Regions from separate parts of the Homo sapiens genome. Here region 1 is linked to region 2. A link is a loop called in an ENCODE intact Hi-C map of the cell type or tissue named here. Cell type or tissue: transverse colon. All regions are shown on one strand. Each heading gives the region's core, and the rest is flanking DNA. Links, peaks and the distances in the headings are about the cores only.

What was found. A loop is a pair of places that touch in the nucleus more often than their neighbours do. Peaks named below come from ENCODE experiments on the same cell type or tissue, not always from the same donor. Only the 100,000 strongest peaks of a DNase experiment are listed, where the experiment ranks them.
Region 1: a loop joins it to region 2, with 20 times the contacts of the local background. A loop is called at or near these places in 1 of 110 quality-filtered maps.

The regions. Positions count from the first base shown.
Region 1 is chr15:51,071,237-51,079,573 of GRCh38, reverse strand. The region is part of intron 1 of TNFAIP8L3 (TNF alpha induced protein 8 like 3); the gene reads left to right. All of the region lies in intron 1 of MIR4713HG (MIR4713 host gene), which reads right to left. Among named protein-coding and RNA genes, the nearest start is that of TNFAIP8L3, 20 kb to the left of the region's middle. RefSeq lists enhancers at 482-641, 1,688-1,982, 2,247-2,803. In transverse colon, for the core only: no CTCF peak of the experiment used is centred there; DNase peaks (open chromatin) are centred at 1,813, 2,239 and 3,983; H3K4me3 peaks cover 625 bases; H3K27ac peaks cover 2,148 bases.
Region 2 is chr15:51,209,009-51,217,345 of GRCh38, reverse strand. It overlaps CYP19A1 (cytochrome P450 family 19 subfamily A member 1), which reads left to right. Exons shown (of 10, transcript NM_000103.4): 7 at 1,529-1,643; 8 at 2,114-2,276; 9 at 4,785-5,026; 10 at 6,290-8,337. The coding sequence ends at 6,538. All of the region lies in intron 1 of MIR4713HG (MIR4713 host gene), which reads right to left. Among named protein-coding and RNA genes, the nearest start is that of MIR4713, 29 kb to the left of the region's middle. In transverse colon, for the core only: no CTCF peak of the experiment used is centred there; no DNase peak of the experiment used is centred there.

The sequences.
Region 1 (8,337 bases), core at 19-8,018, 140 kb after region 2:
CCCTGGTTGGAGGACATGCCAGCTCTCATTATCATTATTGTTCCTGACATGAGTGTGAATGCATTTCAATAAAATGTCATGAGTGAGAGCCATGCATTCAAGCAATGAACATTCTCTGTTTCAGTCCCTAGCTACAGTTGCCCAGATAAATAAGCCTTGGTCCCTGCCCTCAAGGAGTTCACAGACCAGTGGGTGATAAAATTCCTCATCCAGCTAGTGGATGACTGATTGCTCCACAAGGTGATAAGTGACAGGGCAGGTGATTGCAAAAAGAAATTGCCTAGAAGTCAGAAGTCATTCAAATGGAGCCCTGGAAGCTAAGCAGGAATTGGGCTGGGAAGAGAGTAAGAGGTCAGTGTCCCAGCACAGGGACAGAAAATGCAAAAGTGCAAGGGGACCCAGGCCTGGTGCAGGTGAGACCTGCCTGTGGCCTGGAGCTGGGAGCTTAGGGTTTGTAGAGGGTGAAGAGAAGACAGATGTCAGTTCAGTGGCCTGGTGTGCCATGCTAAAGAGTTGTCTGGGCTGTCTTGAAGGTTATGGGAATCCCCTCAAGGCCTTTTCTAGAGGAGCAGCATCATCGAAGCCTGCTGTCAGCCTGGTGTGGAAAATAGAACAGTAGCTGGGGTAGAGAGATGAGCAAGGAGACAGACAAGCATTCGGGGAAGAAACCATGAGGGTCTGTACTGAGGTAGCGAAAGAGAGGCAGAGGAAGGCAGGTGCATTTAAAGATGTTACAGAAGCTGAATAGACAGTCGGAGGCCTCGTTAGATATGGGAGGTGAGGGAGAGAAATAAGGCAAGGATGGTCCCCAGGTTCTTGTCTGGACACAGGCCGGTGGCAGAGTCACGTATCATACAAGGAGAGGACTTCAGGAGGGTTGGAGAAAGGAGCTGAGAGAAATGTTGAATGTGGAGGGGGAGGGATCAGGCAAGCAGTTATGGATGGGAGAGTCCCCTGGACTGGGGAACATGCGGGGCAGGGGTCAGTCCATGGGACAGGGGTGGCATCTCACACTTGGGAAGTGTCTAGCGAGAGAAGAGGACCCTGAGTGAGCTCAGGAGGACACCCAGACATGAAGCATAGACAGAGGAGGAGGAGGCCTGGAGGAGGCTAAGGAGGGCCAGAAGAGGTGGGGTTAGGAAAGCAAGACCAACAGAGGGTCCCCTGCTGCTGGTGACCAGGTAAGCCGTGTGTATCGGGGTGCCCTCAGCGTTCCAGGATTACAAGTAGTTAGCATATCTGCCCCCCGGAAACAGCCTTTAGAACCCCCCGCCCCCGCTTATATTTGTGACAACCGAAAATGCCCTCCCATGTTTCCAAACACTCCTCAGGGCCAATTACAAGATTATTTGGTGACCTTGGTGAGAGCGGTTACCAAGGAGTCTGTGGTGAAAGCCAGGGAAGAATAAAACCACAGCTCCTCTGTCCTGCCGTGGCCATTCCCTCCTCAGGCCTCTTCCGGGGCTGCCCAATCACTATTTATTTTTTGAGGTTTAAATGTATATTATTGAGTTCCTAGCACATGTCAGGGACGCCACGGTGAACACGACAGTTAAGGTGATGCAGAAGTTTTTGCCCCTTAGTTCAGCTAAAACGGGGTTCTTGTCACATGACCAGGAAAGATGAGGTCCGCAGACACATTGAAAGGTGAGGGGAGCAGAATTTATTAAAAGAAAGCTCTCGGAGAAAAAAATAAGTGGTCCTGCTAACAGGCTTCCACCTCACAGACTGAATTCCAGGCCAGCACACTCGAGCTGGAGTCCAGGCTCCTCCCCCTGCCCAAGGCGCGAAATCCTGAGGCTCCGCCCCCTGTTCCCCCAGTGCGCATGTGCATATTATTAAGCGAGAAGCTGTCGGGGAAGGGAGGGCAGACAAGGGTGTTCTCCCTCTGGGTTGCGGGTTTCTTACGGGACCGGCAGTCGGGTCTTTCAGCTTTCAGACTGTTTTAGGCTTGAATGGGGTGTTTTGCAAGGGACCCCTTGGCTGTCTCCTGTCTCTATCAAAGGTCTCCCCTCTCGGAACTGCCAGGGTACAAACAATTGAAGCCAGGTGGGGGTTCCTTGACTAGGCCCCCTTGCATAAGATGGGAGCGGGGTGGGCAGCAGGGCGTGCTTGGCTTAGGGAGGAGCTGCGCTGAGCAAAGCGGGATGAGAGGCTGGGGAGACAGGCGGGGCAGCTGGGATATGGGACCAGCGGGAAGGGCTGGCCTTGAGGTTTCGGACACGAGTCCCACCCACAGCTACGTCAGCACAGGGCGGCCTGCCGGGGCCTGGGGGCCTGGCAGTCTGTGGTTTGGTCTGTGGGCACTGAGGCCAACACAGGAAGAGGCCTTGGGGAGAGCCAGCATGACGCCTGCTGACCGCACGCTCTGTGGCGAGCACAGGCCAAGGACTGACAGAGGAGGCTGAGGTCTAATGGAGGAGTCAAGGGCCCCAGGGAAACAGGGGAGGGAGCAGCATTTTGGAGGGAAGTCACAGATAAGGAAAGCTGGAGGCTCCAAGGTCGATGCCCCAGGTGTTACACAGTGAGAAAGAAGCAGGAGGATTCCATTTACGAAGAATGGCGGGAGTAGAATGGGGGGCGGCAGGAATCCAGCACGGGAGAGGAGGAACGCGGAGGACCTCTCCACAGGCATCAGCGCACATCTGATGCGTGCCCAGATGATGACAAAAATTCAATTTATCATACTTAAGGGGTTACTATTAAATTGAGAAAGCAAATTAGCAGAATCTTCTAGTCTGCTTTCTCATTTAACAGACCCAGAAACCAGCAGGTAAAGAGATGGGCCCATGGCACACAGTGAGTGCGCTGGGGGTGGCAGGGGCAGGGCAGGGCTGGAGGCCGGGCTCTGTCTTCCACTTCCTGCTGCTGGCTCAGTGGCAAAAGTCAGGACCAGGACTGGGCTCTCTCGTTTTCCCTGTATCCGAGGAGCTAGCTACTCCATGGATACACCCTGGCATCTTGATTGTGCAGGACAGCCATTCTCAGCATCTTTGAGTGACCACACCTGGTGATTTGGTTGGAAAACAGTGAAACCTTTTGGTGGTACTTCTTTACGTTACCATGAAGTATAAAAAATTCTATTCTTAGCCATTTGTGGCCTTAGAGTTTAATTTAGAAAGGAAGCCTGAGAGAAAGTCACATTTCTGAGAAACTTCCAGGAAGTTAAGCCTCCACAGCTAGTTGGCCCCTCCCATTACGTGATGTGAATGGGATTCCCCCTGGACTCAGAGTGGTTCCATCACAGTAGCGGTCCCAGCAGAGCTTAGGAGCCCAACCTCAGGAGATCTTGCGGGTGTCATCCCACCTCCCATCTGCTAACAACATCCCTCAACACTGTCATTCCACAGGCCAGATATTGACCATGACACCAGCAGATATTAAAAATGTGGCTTGACTTGTCTTAAATCCGTAAACAAAACCAGTTTTACTACAGAGTATATGTAAGGGAGATTATAAGCAATATATTACATGTCCCTTTCCTGCTGTTCCGCATTCAGATTGACTGAAATCCAAAAATGTCATTGTTCAGGATTCATATTTCACTAAAAAAAAAATCAAGTAGAACACTGAGGAAGCCATAATGCTGTCTGCCAAATCATCTCCCATACAGAAGTACCTTCTGGTTTCTTCTCCCTCGTGTGTTCTGACCTCTCAAGTACAGCTAACAGTTTGTCTAGTTGTTGTTAAGCTCACTAAGCTGAGGGTTTACATGTTACTACATTAATTAATTAGAGCACCTTCCAGTAGCCTCAGTCCACTGTCACAGGCCATGTTTTGTTTCTTTTTTCCAAGATAGACGAGTTTGTTCCATTTTATTGTTTTGCACATTTTAGGTTCTGCATCCATCCTCCAAAAATTACAGCATTCCAAAGACTGACATTTTTATTGCATTAGACTGTTTACTAATTTCACATATTACGGTGTTGGCATGCTCCCATGGCTCTGAATGTGGCATCCTACTGGTGTCCTTGTTAGCAGTCTGGTGTTCTGAGCCTGAGTTCTTGGGTGCCTGCCGTGGTAGAGAAAGTTTGGGAGCTGCCAGCAGAGAGAGAGAGGATTGCCCAGAGAGACAGAACGTGGACTGTGCTATTCCAAGCCCGACAGCTCCTGAGTATATTAAAATAGCTCATGAGTGTGAAGGGGCGTAAATGGGGAGGCTCCAGGGGTGGCAGGAAGGAGGGGTGCTTCTGCCATGGAGAAAGGGTTTACTGCTGGAACTGAACACTGAGAGCATGGTGGGCAATCCCTCTGGCCCCCAGGTGATGCTGCTGTTGTTGGGTCAAAGACAGGCAGAACCCAAGTGGGCCAAGCAGATAGCTCCGTATGAAAGGCAAAGGGTGGACCTTGTGCTTAGTTCAGAAGGCATTTGAGTACATTCAGTTCCACCTGCACATTGTGAATATGCACCTCCTTCCAGGTGTGGGTCCTGAACTGATGGAATCTGAGCCTCAAAGAACAAGAACAAACACGCTAAAATCATTCATCAGTCATTCATTTACTGAGACATATATACAAGACATATACTGAGTAACTTCTGCATAGTAGGCAGTTCTGCTTATGGGGATTCACAGGTCTTCTGAGCATCAATCCCTAAGAACTCAGCACCGGATGCGGAAAGTAGATGGCCAGTCGCAGTGCAGCACAGGAACAGGGCTACCACTGAGCTAGGTGTGAGGGCCAGCCTCCCTGACAAGAGGGATATAAGGGTTGGCCAGGGGCTCATGGTGGGAGGGGACCTTCAGCGGCAACAAACAACCTGTCAGCTGTGCCTCTTCCACCTGGGCGAGGGTCCACTGGATTCAGCTATGGCACGAGAGTCAGGGCATGGCTGGCAGCCAGGGCAGCACCCTTAGGGAGAGCTGGCTTGACTTCTGGTACTGTTTGGCTGTCATCCCGACTATTTCAGCCAGTTGGGTTAGGGCAAAACCATTTTTGTGAAGAGTTGAGCCTCCTTTTGGCTTTGAATTGGGCAAGCAGGCCTCTGGTAGGAGGGATGGGATCCGGTGGGCAGAGCCAGAGGTCTGTTCATGGAGCTCCTCTTCAGTATCTCCTGTTACTTTGTTACTTAGGAAGGAGCATTAGAAGGGAATCCTACCATGTGCCAAAAGGCACCCTTTTCCCCAACAGGCAGCCTGCTGCTAGGTTGTTACTTTCTGCAGATACTTCATAGCAAAAACTGGAAACAGTTTGAAACCTACCAAGAGGGGACCAGTAGAGAAAATGGTGGCATGTGCTATTGTCAAAAAACAATGATGTAGTACATTTGTTGTCATGGAAAGATATCCTCAGAATGTCGAGTGAAATGCAGGCTAGTTTTACTAAAACTGTCAAAAAACAGTTAATCCCCACCTTACATAAACACTCTCAGACACAGAAAAAGAAGGAAAGCTACTCAATCCGTTTTATGGGACTAGTCTTCTCTGACATCAAAATTTGACAAAGATAGTACTATGAAAAAGTTATAGACCAATCTCACTTTTGAGTATAGTTGCAAAATGCAATATTTACTAGTAGAATTCACCAGTATAGTAAATACATATGCATCATTGACCAAGTAGGGCTTATCCTGGGAATATAATGATGATTTAAATCAAAAAGTCTTTGAATAATTGGTTAAATTTACATATTATAAGATAAATTATATGATCATCTCAGTGGATACAAAGAAATTGTTTGCTAAAATTGGATACATTTCTACTTAAAAGCAAACAATGCCTTAGCAAAATAGGAATAAAAGGAAGATAACTTGATAAGGGGTATCCATCAAAACCCACAGCAAACATTGCATACTCAGGGAAATTTTAGAGACAATCCTGTTAAAGTTAGGAACAAGACCAGGATGCCATGTAATGCTATTCAACACTGTGCTGGATGTTTTCTACCGGTGTTATAAAGCAGGAAAAAGAAATAGGGGGTCAAAGAAAACAATCATTTTGTGTAGGCAATGTTGTCTACATTAAAAAGTCCAAGAGATGCTATATAAATTAGAACTCATAACAGAGCTCGGCAAAATGTCTCAATTGGAGATAAGTATACAGGGATCAGTTGGGTTCCTATGCATCATTAATAACCATTTAGAAACTGTAATAGAAAAAAATTAACAGCAGCAACCAAAACTGTAAGGTAGCTAGAAGTAAATCTAATGAAAGATATGCAAGAGATTTATGGAGATGACTGTAAACATAATTGAAGGACACAGAAGAAGATATGACTAAATGGAGAGACATGTCATGTTAATGGAGAGGAAGATTCAGTATCATAAAGATACCAGTTTAGGCTGGGCGTGGTGGCTCACGCCTATAGTCCCAGCACTTTGGGAGGCCAAGGCAGGCAGATCACCTGAGGTCGGGAGTTTGAGACCAGCCTGACCAACATGGAGGAACCCCATCTCTACTAAAAATACAAAATTAGCCAGGCATGGTGGCGCATGCCTGTAATCCCAGCTACTCAGGAGGCTGAGGCAGAAGAATCGCTTGAAACCGGGAGGTGGAGGTTGCAGTGAGCCGAGATTGCACCATTGCACTCCAGCCTGGGCAACAAGAGCAAAACTCTGTCTCAAAAAAAAAAAAAAAAAAAAAAAGGATCCCAGTTTACTTCAGATCAACATAGAGTGCTCATGGCATTTGATCATATTATCCTAAAATTCCTATGGAAGAATAAAGGCAAGAATAATCAAGACAGTTTCTAAGCAGAATAAAGTGAGGGTGAGGAGGGGCACTTCCCTTTGGACTATCATGACTTACGAGTTATATTAAGAAAACTTGGTTTTTGTACTGAAATAGACCAGAGTCTAATAAACAGAGTAAAAAACTCAAAAACAGATCTATGCAATATAGAAACCTGATATGAAAAGAAGGGGCCTACCAGATAGGTAGCAGAAGTATGAACTATTCAATAAATAGAATAAATCGTGGGGAGAAAAAGATTCCCAACCTCATGCAATATGTACAGATAATTTTCAGATTGATTAAAGACCTAAATGTGAAAAACAAAACCTTTAAACCTCTGGAAAATATATGGTTATCTTTTATCACCTCATGGCAAGAGAAGAATTTTTAAAATGAGATACAGAAACCACCAACCATCAAGGAAAAGATTGATAAATTAGACTATTAAAATTTTAGATTTCTGGCCAGGCGCGGTGGCTTATGCCTATAATCTCAGCACTTTGGGAGGCTAAGAGGAGGCAGATCACTTGAGATCAGGAGTTCGAGATCAGCCTGACCAACATAGAGAAACCCCATCTGTACTAAAAATACAAAATTAGCCGGGCATGGTGGTGCATGCCTGTAATCCCAGTTACTCGGGAGGCTGCAGCAAGAGAATTGCTTGAAACCAGGAGGCAGAGGTTGCGGTGAGCCGAGATCGTGCCATTGCACTCCAGCCTGGGCAACAAGAGTGAAACTCCATCTAAAAAAAAAATAGCTTTCTGTATGATTAAAGACACCATAATAAAGTTAAAATGTAATGCTACAGACTGGGAAGAGATAGTTGCCAGCCCTGTGATCAGCAGAGGCTTAGAATCATAAGCAAAATATACAAAAAAGAAAAATATATATAATTCAACTGAAAAAATGAGTAAATTATATGAACAAGCAATTTGCAGAAGAGAAAAACCTTAATGCCCAATAAACACAAATACATTGACTCTCACCAGCAATCAGGAACATGCATATTAAAACAAGGTACCATTTTATACCTATCAGATTGGCAAAAATTAAAAAGTTGGATGATTTGAAGTGTTGATGAGGAAGTGCAACCACAGGAACTCAAGACACTGCTGCTGGGAGTGAAAATGAGTGCAGTCTCTCTGGAGAGCCATTGGCAGCCCTTGCTGCTGCAGGCCTTGGCAATCAAGTTATAGGTATAGACCCCAGGAGACTGTTGTGTGTGTGCGCACAAGGAGACACTTTTTCCTTGCAGAAAATGGAAAGAACTTAAATGTCCATCAGGAGGAAACTTGAAGATATATATTTATATAAGCAACTAAATGATTAAACAAGATAAATCTTGAAAACAGGATGTGGAATAAAGAGTTGTAGAAGGATCTGTGTAGTATGACACCTTCTGTGTGAAATTTAAACATGATGTTGATGCATGCATACTTATGAAATGAGACAAAAGCATAAAAACGTGGATAGATGAAAAAAAAATACAACTTCTGTAGTGCAGTTTGATCTGGGAGCTAGAAGCAGAAGAGAGGGAGTTGAAAGCAAAGAGGGCTTTACCTCTCCCTGTCTTTGAGGGTAAACTATTAAGAATTTTTCCACCTGAGTGGTGACCACACAGTGTTTGTTAAATTATGTTCTATTTTGGCCATATGTTTGAAATGCT
Region 2 (8,337 bases), core at 171-8,170:
CTCAGTCATTAGTTTAGCCTTGGTCTTGGCCATTGGACCCACAGAAATTTATTGTATGAGTCTGTATAACGGATTCTCTTAGGTTTCTGCAGTTCCCTCAAGGAGCTCTCTATGAATTTAGAGGCTGGGGCATTCCAACACCTCCCAGACCATTTGGGGCTAGTGCCCAGATGGGAATGCTATGAGCATTCTCAGCCTACTAGGAAGAGGGCACCACAGCCCAGCTGAGTGAATATCTGTTCTTTGTATATAAGAGATGCTTAGCAAACATTTGATGAATGTGTGGATCAGTAGGGTATTTAAGTGTATAGGTGAACATGTCAATTAGAATTTGGAAGATGGATTTATTGTACATTTAACGTAATACAGAACATTGTTCCCTGAGATAAGGGAACAATACACTTACAAAGAACACATACACTTAAGGACAGAGATAAGAAAAATTGAATTTAGATTAAGGTGACTTTATTTTTCATCCAGTCTGATCCCTTCACTTTAAAAGGATGTAGGGCCCAGAGACTTAAAGTATCTTACATAGAAAGAGAACAACCTGAACTAGGACCTGACCCCACCCCGTCCAAGTGTTCTTTCAACCACACTGCCAAAATGCCTATACATATTTATGCAGCTGGTAATTCATTCAACACATATTAGTGTTTACAATGTGGCAGAAACTAACAAGGCATGAGAATAAATATCAAGAATGATACCTAGTCACTGGAGTTTACTGTTTAGAACAGGAATCTCAAACTCAACTGTCTTCAGGACTAGGCAAATAAAAGCAGACTATGGGGGCCAGGTGCAATGGCTCATGCCTGCAATCCCAGCACTTTGGGAGGCCGAGGTGGGTGGATCACCTGAGGTCAGGAGTTTGAGACCAACCTGACCAACATGGTGAAACTCTGTCTTTACTAAAAATACAAAAAATTAGCTGGGCGTGGTGGCAGGTGCCTGTAATCCCAACTACTCGGGAGGCTGAGGCAGGAGAATGGCTTGAACCCAGGAGGCAGAGGCTGCAGTGGGCTGAGATCATGCCACTGCACTCCAGCCTGGGTGACAGATTGAGACTTTGTCTCAGTTAAAAGAAAAAAAGAAAAAGCAGGCTATGGGAATGTAAGACAAGGGAATGGAGGTTCCTGTGGCAAACTGAAGAGCACCTGACAGCACTCACAGGTTTTTTTGTTTTTGTTTTTTTAATTTAAACATTGTGCCTGCCAAATCAGAAATTGGAAAACATTGTTAGATTTAGCCTTTTGATATCAATTTTTAACCCTTAACTAGAAGTCACAGGCTTGATTTCGCTACCAGTATCCAGAAATCTTAGCTAACTCTGGCACCTTAACATGAAGTGTAGGGTCTATGTAATTTAAGGGTATTTATGAAGAAATAAAATAGTAATTCACTTACTCATAAGCACCAATGTTTTCAATTAAAGCAGATCATTTTACCTAAATACATGGCAAATAAATCTGTTTCGCTAGATGTCTAAACTGAGTAAAAATAGACAATATTTTGACTTTTTTTCCAGCAAGGATTTGAAAGATGCCATAGAAGTTCTGATAGCAGAAAAAAGACGCAGGATTTCCACAGAAGAGAAACTGGAAGAATGTATGGACTTTGCCACTGAGTTGATTTTAGCAGAGGTACTGACCTGAACTAACTGTAATTCCCATGCCACATATGTTATGACTGTGTAGAGGTGTGTAAAGATCCCCTTTTGTAACTGTTGCATATTTCTGCTTTTAAATACTTTCTCTAGCAGTTCTGTAATCCCAATCCAAATAGCCCACACATTAGATATTTCAGTAAGGCTTTTAAGATTGGAACATTCTAGTAAGACTGACTGCTAAGATTGTGACTCTTCTGTGTAACAGTATAAAATATGAAAACAAGTTGGGGGAGGCCAAAGACACTACATATACATAGACAGTCGGCCTAATCGTTCATCTTTCAGCTAAAGATTGTCATGTAAAATGTCCACAGTCAATCACAGAGACATGTGGTTTCTATGATTTCATTTTGTTGAGGTTGTTGATCCTTGAGTGTCACCTCCCCTCATTTTTTGAAACTTTGATTCACTTTTCCAAATTTTTCCCATCTTCCAATTGTTCAGAAACGTGGTGACCTGACAAGAGAGAATGTGAACCAGTGCATATTGGAAATGCTGATCGCAGCTCCTGACACCATGTCTGTCTCTTTGTTCTTCATGCTATTTCTCATTGCAAAGCACCCTAATGTTGAAGAGGCAATAATAAAGGAAATCCAGACTGTTATTGGTAAGAATTTATCAAATAAATAATACATCTTAAAAACAATTTCTTCTGAATGTCCATTTCTTATGTCCTAAGAATCTGATATCAAACATGAAATTTTTTATAATTTGCTCCAAACAATAAAGCAAGACATTCTGTCACATTTGATTACACCAGATAGACGGAAAAGATAGCTCTTTCTGTGTTCTTAATCATAAAAATGATGCATGCTCATTGGGAGGAATTTAAATCACAGAATGATGTGTAAAGCAGTAAGTGACATCCCCCAATCCTTTCCGCTCTCCTCTCCAGCCTCATCTCCCCTCTCCAGTGGCAACCATTGTTAATAGTTTGCTGTGTATTTGCTAAAATCTTTTTCTATTTGCCCACAAACACATATTTATGGTTGGATTTGTCCATTTTACAAAAACATGGGATCATATACAATGTTCTGCCTACCTTGTCAGTTACAAAAGACTTTTGTGGACTCTCCCAGGGAAATTATCGTCCCAGGGAAGTGATAGTCTATCATTTATAGCACTGTTTCTGGGCTTCAAGCAGCCCCTTCACAAATGAACTTCCAGTTTGTGGCAGAAGGAAGAGGAGAGGATGACAGCAAAGACAGGGTAGTGATACATTTCCCTCTCCACTCCAATCCAGTGATGCTAGCCCCTTCCTCTCCCCTGCCCTCTGCAGGGGAGCTTCCAGGTCCACACTCAGGTCTTCTCCAACTCTACCGCCTCACTACTCTGTCTCTGCTTCAATTTCATCCTGCTCCACTCTTCTACAGAAACAAGGCCATCTTTGAAAGAAATCAAACTTGCTTTCTGGGAGAAAGCAGAATTCCTCATTTGACACTTCCTTCACATAAGTAATCTTTTAGGAACACATTTCTTACAGATGTGAAGAGAGATCACAGAATGTGGACTTCCCTCTCTTGACTTTACACAGACCCTGCAAAACAAGTTATTTGGTTGTAGAAGGGCATCATCTTTTTCAAACCATTGGAGTGCTCCTTGAAATAGTTAAACGTAAGGGAAAATTTCATCGAAGGGTTAAATATGGGAGAGAAGGGATCTGCAGATGCCTCACACAGGTGGGAAGTTTCCAGGCAAGGTAGATAGCAAGGATACAGAATAACATCTGGAATCCAAATTCCAGCATGTTTTCTTGAGTGCCTCCTAGCAGGTTCTCAGGTTCTGTGCCAGGTGCAGGGCTACAGCCTTGAACAAGCCAACACCACCCCTGCACTCACGGGGCTCATGGTCTGGTGGGAAAAAGAAAACAAGCTCAATACAGTAAAGAGAGACCGAAGGAGGGCATTCAGAGAAACCATAAGCCTTTAATACATATTGAATACCATTTATTTGAGAGGTGAAATGTACGTGTACATGTTAATGTTCCCCTGACACTTCAAAAGGCCTCTGCAAAGATGGAAAAGCAGCAGAGCCATTTGCAAGCGTCCATGCTCCCTCCTGTGTGCCACACACAGACTCGCTAACTACTTCCTAGTGAGCACCTTTGGTCACCTTCTCCATCATCTTCTTTTCTACCTCCCAACCCCAGCTATACAGGCCCCATTAGACCCTTGAGTGTGCCAAGGGCAGTATGTAAGAGGAAGGGCCATGAGAAGACTCTGACCAAACTAGACCTTTCCTCAGTGGCTTCGTTGTATATGAGACAGGGCTGCCTCAGGACCCTGGGCTATTTTTCATCCTGCAAAAGTGGCATCTCTGAAGCTTTACCATGTCTGGGAATAATCTAAGTCTCTTTGACCAGTGTCAGGCTAATCTGAGACAGTGAGGGTGTCCATCTATCCCCAGCTCACCCAGGGCTGATCTGAGGCACCTATTTTGTCGTGGTGGGGAGAACATCCTTGTCACTCTACTGCAGGTCTTTCTTGATGAGATGCAGAGGGACTATCAGTGACATGTATGGGCAGATGACTGCACAGGTAACCAGAAGAGAAAATTTCATTGAAATAGATCAAATCTGCCATCTCACTTTGACTCTGCAGCAGCCTGTGCATCATCTCTGGGATGGTTGTGGTGCCAGTTTGCTCGTAAGTGAAGAGAGGAAATGAATGTCCCCTACAATTTAGAGTAGGGAACAAAAACTCAAAGATTTCAGAAAGCAGGCACATGAGATGAATGTTTGAAGCAGATTGGGTGTGGTCTAGATGGAACTGTATGATGTATGCCCCCTCTAAACAGGTAATTGGCCACTCAGCGTCAGCCCATTATTGCTATGTGGGAATGTAAGTTCAGCATCACCAAATTTTCTGGACATTCAGACTTTTCTATAAACTCCACCAGTTTTTAAGGTAATTGGCTTCATATCTGAATTTTTATAAAACACTCTGTGGCCCAAGCATAACATATTTGGCCCTGGTTGCTGGTGTGCATTAGAATTAGAGCCACAATTTTTTTCAACCAAGAGCAAACGGTTCTGTGGAAAAAAATAGAAGCTTTAATACCAATCACAGATGGAAACTAACATTACCTTCTTTGTTCCTTTTATCTGTTTCCACAGGTGAGAGAGACATAAAGATTGATGATATACAAAAATTAAAAGTGATGGAAAACTTCATTTATGAGAGCATGCGGTACCAGCCTGTCGTGGACTTGGTCATGCGCAAAGCCTTAGAAGATGATGTAATCGATGGCTACCCAGTGAAAAAGGGGACAAACATTATCCTGAATATTGGAAGGATGCACAGACTCGAGTTTTTCCCCAAACCCAATGAATTTACTCTTGAAAATTTTGCAAAGAATGTAAGAGCCCTTCCTTAAAACTGAGTGTGCCACTCTTGAAAATGTCAACTGTTAAATCCTCTCTGGTTCTTTGTGTTTGCACCATAAATACTTCATTTTTCTTACTCATTCCCTCTGCCACCTCACCAGGAGCACACACGTCCCCTAGCTTGGAGCAGGGCTCCCGTATTCATCCTCAAGCCTTCAAGGATGTTGGGTCTCCAGCTCTAAGAAGTATCTACATGGTGGCCACAAAATAGGTCAAAATGTGAAAAAGCTGGGCCCTTCATTTGGCTAAAATGAAGTGATTTTTGTTTAACCCAACCAACCTACTTTTCCATTTAAACTTTGTCATCATGTCATCACATTCAGCTATAGCACCATCTGAGCAAAGGAAAGTCCACTACTGCTTCAGATGAAAATCAAATGAGACCAAAAGATTTGGTTTTTGCAAAGTGCCTTTGGCTCATCAAATGGCCCCATGAGCAGTAGGTCCCATTCTAAATAGGACTTAATAATTAGAAGAGAGACAGTTTTTCTTTTTTTATAATTGATGTGTACTACAGATTCCACCTTCATTATGTCAAATTTTAGGCAATATGTTTTTCAATCTGAATTACGTACGCAGTTCCCTAAGTGCCCTTTTTTCAATTTGCATATGGTGTAGAAACATGATGCTAAATAATTCAGTACTCTAATTCATTTTGTTTCTACACGGGCAATCCAGATAATGCTATGTAAATCAGTCAACTGATCAACAAAAATTTATTGAACATCTACTATATGCCAGGCACTAAGTCCAAATGTGGACAAGACAGCTGTGGTCCTCATTAATTTTCTGCATAACTACAAATAGTTAGATGCTTGGCACTGAATAGGCCAGGAATCTACATCCTTGCTTGCCTTTATCTCTTATATGGTGTCACACAAAAATAATCTTTGCCTTAGTGACTTATAAAACAATAGTAAATCTGTGGCTATTCCACAGAGCTACCTGATTATACTAACACTTGCTGTAATAAGATTTGGTTTGCATTGCTTTACCCCAGCACATGAAAGGCAAAACTGGGGACTCTCTGAGGTTGGGTCAGAACACAGGGGGTGAATGAAATAGGACATAGAAAGGGCTTGAGTTCCAGTTGTTCATCTGAGGGGATGGAGGGCATTGTAGCTGATAACCCCAAAACAGTGTTCTGACTGACCCATGTTTTCAGAATGAATCAAACAGAGACTGAGTGACTCTAGCCTTTAATATTCTGGCTAACTGTCTGATCATTTTCATAGGTTCCTTATAGGTACTTTCAGCCATTTGGCTTTGGGCCCCGTGGCTGTGCAGGAAAGTACATCGCCATGGTGATGATGAAAGCCATCCTCGTTACACTTCTGAGACGATTCCACGTGAAGACATTGCAAGGACAGTGTGTTGAGAGCATACAGAAGATACACGACTTGTCCTTGCACCCAGATGAGACTAAAAACATGCTGGAAATGATCTTTACCCCAAGAAACTCAGACAGGTGTCTGGAACACTAGAGAAGGCTGGTCAGTACCCACTCTGGAGCATTTCTCATCAGTAGTTCACATACAAATCATCCATCCTTGCCAATAGTGTCATCCTCACAGTGAACACTCAGTGGCCCATGGCATTTTATAGGCATACCTCCTATGGGTTGTCACCAAGCTAGGTGCTATTTGTCATCTGCTCCTGTTCACACCAGAGAACCAGGCTACAAGAGAAAAAGCAGAGGCCAAGAGTTTGAGGGAGAAATAGTCGGTGAAGAAACCGTATCCATAAAGACCCGATTCCACCAAATGTGCTTTGAGAAGGATAGGCCTTCATTAACAAAATGTATGTCTGGTTCCCCAGTAGAGCTCTACTGCCTCAACCCAAGGGGATTTTTATGTCTGGGGCAGAAACACTCAAGTTGATTAGAAAGACCAGGCCAATGTCAGGGTACCTGGGGCCAAACCCACCTGCTAGTGTGAATTAAAGTACTTTAATTTTGTTTTCTGTGGAGGTGGAAAAGCAACATTCATAGTCTTTGGAGAAATGCTTAGAAATTCAGCATTTGACCCTTGCTGTGAATTAAGCCCAATTAATTCCTGTTTGTCTACATATGATCTGTCTGTGGCAAAAGTTTAATCAGAGGAAATTCTTTCCCAGTCTGTCGATTTATGCCTCAGCCACTTGCCTGTGCTACAATTCATTGTGTTACCTGTAGATTCAGGTAATACAAACTATATATAATCATCAAGTAATACAAACTAATTTAGTAATAGCCTGGGTTAAGTATTATTAGGGCCCTGTGTCTGCTGTAGAAAAAAAAATTCACATGATGCACTTCAAATTCAAATAAAAATCCTTTTGGCATGTTCCCATTTTTGCTTAGCTCAATTAGTGTGGCTAACCAAGAGATAACTGTAAATGTGACATTGATTTGCTCTTACTACAGCTTCAGTGATTGGGGGAGGAAAAGTCCCAACCCAATGGGCTCAAACTTCTAAGGGGTACTCCTCTCATCCCCTTATCCTTCTCCCTCGACATTTTCTCCCTCTTTCTTCCCATGACCCCAAAGCCAAGGGCAACAGATCAGTAAAGAACGTGGTCAGAGTAGAACCCCTGAAGTATTTTTTAATCCTACCTCAAAATTTAACAGTTACCTGAGAGATTTAACATTATCTAGTTCATTGAATCATTGTATGTGGTCATGGATAAATTGCACACCTTGGAATTCGCTTTCTAAAGGAAATCAAATGAATGGAGGAACTTTCCAAACACCACTTTACTTGTGTTATATAGCCAATATAACTATCTCTACTGAATGTCATTGAAAAACTAAAAAATTAAACTTATTTACAAATAGGTAAATATTTGTCATTGAATCCATTGCCATCCCATTTGACTGTTCTTTTCATCCTACTGTCTAGTAATAAGCTGAGTATAAGATGACAGTGTAATCTCCCTGAAAGCAGGAGCTACTTTCTTTCTTTTGTAATCTATTTCCATCCCCATTTCCCTGTCCTGTCTCCCTGTATTCACTCCCAAGCTCAGTTCTGAATAGACATTCCTGCTCAGAGATACTCCCAACTGATGCAGAAACCAAATAAAGAGGTAGGTATTCCAAGAATTCAAGAATGGACATTAGTAAAGAATAAAACATTTATTTGAGCTTGGAATTATTTGGATCATCTATATGGCCTAAAAATATATGGACTATGCCTGTGTACCTGAATACGTATGTAGTCAGGTCAAGACAATCATCCAAATAACTTAGACCCCTAAAAGCAAGGCCAGGATTTGCAATTTAATGTGTCCCAATTAATTCACTTGA